Linked DNA regions of Homo sapiens: region 1 is linked to region 2. The links are chromatin loops, found by intact Hi-C in ENCODE. Cell type or tissue: mammary epithelial cell. All regions are shown on one strand. Each heading gives the region's core, and the rest is flanking DNA. Links, peaks and the distances in the headings are about the cores only.

What was found. A loop is a pair of places that touch in the nucleus more often than their neighbours do. Peaks named below come from ENCODE experiments on the same cell type or tissue, not always from the same donor. Only the 100,000 strongest peaks of a DNase experiment are listed, where the experiment ranks them.
Region 1: a loop joins it to region 2, with 11 times the contacts of the local background. A loop is called at or near these places in 33 of 110 quality-filtered maps.

What each region holds. Positions count from the first base shown.
Region 1 is chr19:47,123,453-47,127,839 of GRCh38, forward strand. No RefSeq gene overlaps it. Among named protein-coding and RNA genes, the nearest start is that of SAE1, 5.2 kb to the right of the region's middle. In mammary epithelial cell, for the core only: a CTCF peak has its summit at 1,928 (motif pointing left); a DNase peak (open chromatin) is centred at 1,929.
Region 2 is chr19:47,010,648-47,015,034 of GRCh38, forward strand. No RefSeq gene overlaps it. Among named protein-coding and RNA genes, the nearest start is that of NPAS1, 7.0 kb to the right of the region's middle. RefSeq lists a silencer at 754-967. In mammary epithelial cell, for the core only: a CTCF peak has its summit at 2,497 (motif pointing right); a DNase peak (open chromatin) is centred at 2,444; H3K27ac peaks cover 269 bases.

The DNA of each region.
Region 1 (4,387 bases), core at 304-4,303, 110 kb after region 2:
TTGCAGTGAGCTGAAATTGTGCCACTGCACTCCAGCCTGGGAGACAGAGTGAGACTCTGCCTTAAAAAAAAAAAAAAAAAAGAACAGTGTATTGTACTGCACGCACATATTTTGTGCATCTGCTGGGTTATAAGACCTAAATGGTAGAGTCATTTGCACCACATCCTGGACAGGCTAGAGAATCTCCTCTTGCTCTGGGCTCCACCGGCCTTACAGTTCACTTCGCTGATGAGTGAGAGCAGGTCTCCCGGCCATGATACAAGCTGCCCCCAAAATTCCAAAGGGCTTTTTCTTACCACCTTTTCCATCAAAGGATGGGGGTATAGGGGATGAAAGTTTCAGTAGCTTGCCCTGTGTTTAGGGAAAAAACAAAATTCTAACAAAACTCTTCTCCCGGACCTCCAAAATATCTCTGGGCTGGCAGGTCTCTGTATTTTTTTTTTTTTTATTGAACTTCCTTAAATGCACATAAGTCAGCTAATACTTCCATGGTACCTGTTTCTTTCTGCTCTTGGTACATCGATATTATTATTATTATAATTATTTAATTATTATGAAACAAGGTCTTGCTCTGTCGCCCAGGCTGGAGTACAGTGGCACAATCACAGATCACTGCAGCCTCCACCTCCTTGGCTCAAGTGATCCTCCAGCCTTAGCCTCCTAAGTAGCTGAGACCACAGGTGCACACCACCATGCCTGATAATTTTTTTTTTTTTTTTTTTTGGAGACGGAGTTGCCCTCTGTTGCCCAGGCTGGAGTGCAGTGGTGTGATCTCAGCTCACTGCAAGCTCCGCGTTCCGGGTTCACACCATTCTCCTGCCTCAGCCTCCTGAGTAGCTGGGATTACAGGCACCCGCCACCACTCCCGGCCAATTTTCTTTCTTTTTTTTTTTTTTTTGTATTTTAGTAGAGACGGGGTTTCACCATGTTAGCCAGGATGGTCTCGATCTCCTGACCTCATGATCCACCTGCCTCAGCCTCCCAAAGTGCTGGGATTACAGGTGTGAGCCACCGCGCCTGGCCCAATACCCGGCTAATTTTGTGTGTGTGTGTGACGCAGTCTCGCTCTGTCGCCCAGGCTGGAGTGCAGTGGCGCTATCTCTGCTTGCTGCAAGCTCTGCCTTCTGGCTTCATGCCATTCTCCTGCCTCAGCCTCCCGAGTAGCTGGGACTACAGGCACCCGCCACCACGCCCGGCTAATTTTTTTTTTTGTAATTTTAGTAGAGACGGGGTTTCACCGTGTTAGCCACGATGGTCTCAATCTCCTGACCTTGTGATCCGCCTGCCTCGGCTTCCCAAAGTGCTGGGATTACAGGCCTGAGCCACCGCGCCCGGCCAATTTTGTATTTTTAGTAGAGATGGGGTTTCACCATATTGTCCAGGCTGGTCTCAAACTCCTGACCTCGTGATCCGCCTGCCTCGGACTCCCAAAGTGCTGGGATTACAGGCATGAGCCACCACGCCCAGCCAGAATTTTTTCTTTTTTCTAGAGAAGGGGGTCTCCGTATGTTGCCCAGTCTGGTCTTGACCACCTGACCTTCATTGATTTTCCTACGTCGGCCTCCCAAAGTGGTGGGATTACAGGTGTGAGCCACTGCCACCGGCCAGTAATTATGCTGATGAAAGACCTGTTTTTTCTCCAGTTCCTGGGATGGCTCTAGGGAGGGTTATTTACACTGTGAGTGAGGAGGCATTCACAGAGAAGTTCCTCCAGAGTGTGGAAGAAGCACTACCATTTGGCACCAACGCCTGGAGAACAAAGGAGGAGACCATTGGCCAAAGAGAGGCATTTCCATTTTGTTGGAACCTGCTGACCACCAACCCATAGCATTTTTTCCCTTTCTTCCTTGCTAATCCAATCGCAGATTCATTGAGGAGGTGAGAGGTCCTGAGATCCAGGCTGGAAGAGGAGTGATTGGTCTACCTGGTTCTCAAGGGATAATGTTGCCCCCTAGAGGACATTTTGGAAATTATTAAGGAAAATTAACGACTGGTTTTTTGGTTGTCATCTGGTTCTCAAGGGAACAGTATTGCTTCCTTGGGAGAATTTGGAAACTTACCTTTTTTCATCGTCACAATGGTGAAGGGTTTGTTACTGGGATTAGAGGACAAGGACCAGACATGCCAAGATGTTCTACAATATAGCATTCCTAATTAATAATCACCTAATGAATAAAGCTCAGATAGCACTTAAAAAGTGGGGAAAGGACTGTTTATACTAAATTATGCTAAGCTGTAACACTGAACTATTCCAGTTCTTTTGAAATTGTTTACATAGCAAAATCATAGTTGACTCCTGGCCATTTAAGACTTATGCCACCACTCTTGGGATAGTGAAAATGTTTTGCAACTAGATTGAGGTGGTGATTGTATAATATGGTGAAAGTACTAAAAGCCACTAAATTGTGCACTTCAAAATGCTGCCTAATTTTATATTATGTGAATTTCACCTCAATAAAAATGTCTTTTTTTTTTTTTTTTTGAGAGGGAGTCTTGACCTGTTGCCAGGCTGGAGTGCAGTGGCGCAATCTCAGCTCACTGCAACCTCCACCTCTCAGGTTCAACCCATTCTCCTGCCTCAGCCTCGCAAGTAGCTGGGACTACAGGTATGCGCCACCACACCCAGCTAATTTTTTTGTATTTTTAGTAGAGACAGGGTTTCACCATGTTGACCAGCATGGTCTCAATCTCCTGACCTTGTGATCCACCTGCCTCGGCCTCCCAAAGTGCTGGGATTATAGGTGTGAGCCCCCGGGCCCAGCCAATAAAAATGTTTTTTTAAAAGGATGCATATTTCCAAACATGAGACTATACCATCACATTTAATTTTTCCCAGAAACTATAAAAAGTAGAAGTGAAGAGAGGAAAGGGAGACACTTTTAGACCTTCAATGAGTCTGCAAGTACAGGAGAAAATAATTTATGCAGCAATTAGCTTTATTTTCAGGGCTCTTTTTCTTTTCTTTTTTTTTTGTTGAGACGGAGTCTCGCTCTTTTGCCCAGGCCGGAGTGCAGTGGCGCTATCTTGGCTCAGTGCAAGCTCTGCCTCCTGGGTTCATACCATTTTCCTGCCTCAGCCTCCCGAGTAGCTGGGACTACAGGCACCCGCCACCATGCCCAGCTAATTTTTTGTATTTTTAGTAGACACGGGGTTTCACCGTGTTAGCCAGGATGGTCTCGATCTCCTGACCTCATGATCCGCCCGCCTCTGCCTCCCAAAGTGCTGGGATTACACGCGTGAGCCACCGCGCCTGGCCAACAAAGTGATCATTTTACAAGAGTTATGGCATAGTCACAGGTAAGAACCTGGGTCACTGGGTCACTCCCTAACCAATTACGAATTACTATATGCCATGGACCTTCAGGATTACTTTCTTTTTTGTTTTGTTTTTGTTTTTTTTTTTGAGACAGAGTCTCGCTCTGTCACCCAGACCGGGGTGCAGTGGCGCGATCTCAGCTCACTGCAACCTCTGCCTCCCGGATTCAAGCAATTCTCCTGCCTCAGCCTCCCGAGTAGCTGGGATTACAGGCATGTGCCACCACGCCTGGCTAATTTTTTTGTATTTTTAGTAGAGACCGGGTTTCACCATATTGGCCAGGCTGGTCTCGAACTCCTGACCTTGTGATCCACCCACCTTGACCTCCCAAAGTCCTGGGATTACAGGCGTGAGCCACCGCGCCCAGCCCAGGATTACTTTCTTTCTTTCTTTTGAGACAGAGTTTTGCTCTTGTTGCCCAGGCTGGAGTGCAATGGCACAATCTCGGATCACTGCAACCTCCACCTCTCAGGTTCAAGCGATTCTCCTGCCTCAGCCTCCCAAGTAGCTGGGATTACAGGCATGCGGCACCATGCCTAAAATTTTGTATTTTTAGTAGAGATGGGGTTTCTCCACTTTGGTCAGGATGGTCTCGAACTCCCGACCTCAGGTGATCCGCCCGCCTCGGCCTCCCAAAGTGCTGGTATTACAGGCATGAGCCACCGTGCCTGGCCTCTATTTTTCTTTCTATAATCCATGTACATTTTCCTTTAATAATATAAGGCAACTAAACAGCACTTTATTTTCAGAGGCTTATCTAAAAGATACTTGACACAGCCCTTTGCAGCTGGGTCATTCTCTGAATTCTAAATGTCGTTTCCTGCACAAAGTGGTTATTTGATCTTGTAACTGGCATTTTCCCCGGAGATTAGGAAGTGGCACACCAAAGTGCAAAAAACTTTGGAATCAGAACTTTAATTTTTAATCTTTATTTTATTTATTTATTTATTTTTGTGACAGAGTCTCGCTCTGTTGCCCAGGCTAGAGTGCAATGGCAAGATCTCCACTCACTACAAACTCCACCTCCCGGGTTCAAGTGATTCTCCGCCTTCAGCCTCCTGGGTAGCTGGG
Region 2 (4,387 bases), core at 223-4,222:
CCAGGCGTGGTGGCGCATGCCTGTAATCCCAGCTACTCGGGAGGCTGAGGTGGGAGGATCACTTGAACTCAGGAAGTTCAAGGTTGCAGTGAGCCAAGATCGTACCACTGCACTCCAGCCTGGGCAACAGAGCCAGACCCTGTCTAAAAAAAAGAAAGAAAAAAAAAGTACTTTTCTCGGTGTGTTATTCATTCAGGCTGGGGCACACAGACATTAAACAAATCCCTGCCCGGAGCTGACATCCTAGTGGAAGGAACACAGTAAACAAATGAATGTGGCCATTATTTAGGCAGGACCGAGGAGTTAACGAGGATTCAGTTGTTGGGAGCACTTGCCTCAGTTGCAAAACTTAACAGAACACGAAAGAGACTTCAGTCATCAACATAAAAATATTTCAGCACAATGTTTTCAAAAAGCAAAGTTGCTGTTAGCCTAATACTGCTCTAAAAAAAAAATGTCAGCCACGCGTGGTGGCTCATGCCTGTAATCCCAGCACTTTGGGAAGCCTAGGCAGGCGGATCACAAGGTCAAGAGATCAAGACCATCCTGGCCAACATGGTGAAACCCCGTCTGTACTAAAAATACAAAAATTAGCTGGGCGTAGTGGTGTGCGCCTGTAGTCCCAGCTACTCGGGAGGCTGAGGCAGGAGAATTACTTGAACCCGGGAGGTGGAGGTTGCAGTGAGCTGAGATCACGCCACTGCACTCCAGCCTGGGTGACAGAGCAAGACTCCATCTCAAAAAAAAAAACAATACAAAACAAACCAAAAAAATTGTTTGTCTTGGTTGGGTGCACTGGCTCATGCCTGTAATCCCAGCACTTTGGAGTTCAAGATGGGAGGATCACTTGAGCCCAGCAGTCTGAGACCAGCCTGGGCAATAGAGTGAGACTCCGACTCTACAAAAAAATTCTTTAAAAATTAGCTGAGCAGGCCAGGCGAGGTGGCTTACACCTGTAATCCAAGCATTTCTGGGAGGCTGAGGCGGGTGGATCACCTGAGTTCAGGAGTTCGAGAGCAGCCTGGCCAACATGGCAAAACCCCGTCTCGATTTAAAATAGAAAAATTAGCTGGGTGTGGTGGCGCATGCCTGTAGTTCCAGCTACTCAGGCAGCTGAGGCAGGAGAATCGCTTGAACCTGAGAGGTGGAGGGTGCAGTGAGCCGAGATCATGCCACTACACTCCAGCCTGGGCGACAGAGCAAGACTCCATCTCAAAAAAAAAAAAAAAGCCAGGCGCGGCAGCTCACACCTGTAATCCCAGAACTTTGGGAGGCCGAGGCAGGCGTATCACCTGAGGTCAGTTCAAGACCAGCCTGACCAACATGGTGAAACCCTGTCTCTACTAAAAATACAAAATTAGCCAGGCATGGTGGTACATGCCTGTAATCCCAGCTACTCGGGAAGCTGAGAGAGAAGAATCGCTTGAACCCAGGAGGCAGAGGTTGCAGTGAGCCAAGATTGTACCATTGCACTCCAGCCTCAGCAACAAGAGGGAAACTCCCTCTCGAAGAAAAAAAAAAAATTAGCTGGGCATGGCAGCACATGCCTGTAGTCCCAGCTACTCAGGAGGTCGACGTGGGAAGATCGCAGGAGGTTGAGGCTGCATTAAGACAAGATTCTGCCACTGCACTCCAGCATGGGTGACAGAGTGAGACCCCATCTCAAAATAAATAAATAAAAGTCTTTTGGGCCAGGCGTGGTGGCTTATGCCTACAATCCTAGCATTTTGGGAGGCCGAGGTGAGTGGATCGCCTGAGGTCAGGAGTTCCACAGCAGCCTGACCAACATGGAGAAACCCCGTCTCTACTAAAAATACAAAATTAGCCGGGTGTGGTGGCGCATGCCTGTAATCCCAGCTACTCGGGAGACTGGGGCAGGAGAATGGCTTGAACCCAGGAGGCGGAGGTTGTCGTGAGCCGAGATGGCACCATTGCACTCCAGCCTGGACAACAAGAGCGAAACTCCATCTCAAAAAAAGAGACTTGTTTAAAAAATCAAAATTAGTGCAAAAAAACCAAATCCATGATGAACAAACTATCAATATTTTAAATAAAGACGAATCAGTAAGAGTGTCAAGTGAGTCACATTGGAGCCTGAGGCTAAAGGAGAAATCAGTTAAGACTGAGCCTGGATTCTGGGAGTCCAGCAAGGAGGTAACTACGATAGTCCAGGAGTGAAACGGTGGCGGATTAGACCAGAGAAGGACGGTGATAGTGGAAAGAACAGGGAATTCCAGGTATCTTGAAGGTCAAGGCTACAGAATTTGTTGAAGATGGCATGAGACTGGGGCAGAGAGAAGGTGCAGATGACGCCAGGGTTGCCGCATACGACAGTGTGAGTATCTGATTATCCTTTGTCTTCCCCACTTTCCTGTGAAACCTACGAGGGCGGGAGCTGTGCCTCCCAAGCCGCAGCCAGCACCCAGCATTCGCTCCAGGGCTCCAGGCCAACTGCCCTGGTGGAGAATGAGCTGTGTTACTCCGCGCGGCCACCAGGGGTCAGCAGAGCGCCGCCCTGCCCAGCCATGGCCATCCCGGGAAGAGTAGAAAGCCCGGATGGCGGCTTTTTAGGAAGTAAGGCCGGATTAGAAGGAGAAGCAGCAGGGACTGAGGAGGAGGCGGGTTCTGAGAAATGGGGCTGGAAGCGAAGTGTCCCAGGAGCTGGCCGAGAAGCAGGGGAATGAGCTACTGTTTCTGTCACTGCATCCATCCACCCATTTATTCCACCATTCAGTCACAGGCCACTCAGGGCCTTGCAGAGCCGGGTGAGAAACTCAGTGTGTCCTGAGGGCACTGGGGAGACAAGACTGGGTCCGATTTGCAGGAGCTGAGAGGAGGGGAAGAAAGTAGAGATTCAGGACATGCAAGCTCACAGCCAACCTGCCTCCCAGGTGGGCCTGAAGAGCATGCAATTAACATAAATGTTAGCAAAACAAATAATATTGGCCGGGCACGGAGGCTCACACCTGTAATCCTAGTGCTTTGGGAGGCTGAGGTGGGAGGATTGCTCGAGGCCAGGAGTTCGAGTCTGCAGTGAGCGACGATTGTGCTACGCACTCCAGTCTGGGAGACAGAGCAAGACCCCATCTCTACAAAACATACAAAAAGTTAATCAGGAGTGGTGGCGCATACCTGTGGTCCCAGCTACTTAGGAGGCTGACATGGGAGGATCACCTGAGTCCGGGAGGTAGAGGCTGCAGTGAGCCGTAATCACATCACTGCACTCCAGCCTCGGTGAAAGAGTGAGACCCTGCATAAAAAAAAAAAAATACAAGTAATATTAAATTAATAAAAGCTAACAATCATTGGACCCTTACGAGATAGCAGGCCTTGTTTTAATCGCTTTTCACCATCAATTTTCTTTTTCTTTTTCTTTTTCTTTTTCTTTTTTTTTTCTGAGACTGAGTCTTGCTCTGTCACCCAGGGTGGAGTGCAGTGGTATGATTTTGGCTCACTGCAACCTCTGCCTCCCGGGTTCAAGCGATCCTCCAGCCTCAGCCTCCTGAGATCTGGGATTACAGGCGCCCGCCACCATGCCTGGCTAATTTCTGTAATTTTTTTAGTAGAGACAGGTTTCACCATGTTGACTAGGCTGGTCTTGAACTCCTGACCTCAAGTGATCCACCCGCCTCAGCCTCCCAAAGTGCTGGGATTACAGGCGTGAGCCACTGCACCAGGCTTGTGTTTTGTTTTTGAGACAGGGTGTTGCTCTGTCTCCCAGGGCTGGAGTTCAGTGGCACAATCACAGCTCACTGCAGCCTCAATCTCCTGGGATCAAGGGACCCTCCTGCCTCAGCCTCCTGAGTAGCTGGGACTACAGGGGTGCACCACCACACTCAGCTAATTTTTGTATTTTTTTGTAGAGAGGGTTTCACCATGCTGCCCAGGCTGGTCTCGATCTCCTGGGCTCAAGTAATCCTCCCTCCTTGGCCTCCAAAGTGTTCGGACTACAGGCATGCACCACCTCACCCCTCACCCAGCCCTTTTCTTCTTTTTTTTTTTTTTTTTTTTTTTTGAGATGGAGTCTTGCTCTGTTGCCCAGGCTGGAGTGCAGTGGCCTAATCTCAGCTCACTGCAAGCTCTGCCTCCCAGGTTCACGCCATTCTCCTGCCTCAGCCTCCCGAGTAGCTGGGACTACAGGCACATGCCCGGCTAATTTTTTTGTATTTTAAGTAGAGACGGGGTTTCACCGTGTTAGCCAGGATGGTCTCGATCTCCTGACCTCATGATCCGCCTGCCTCAGCCTCCCAAAGTGCTGGGATTACAAGCATGAGCCACCACACCCAACCTTCTTTTTTTTTTTTTTTTTGAGACAAGAGTCTGGCTCTGTTGCCCAGGCTGGAGTGCAGTGGCGCGATCTCGGCTCACTGCAACCTCTGTCTCTGGG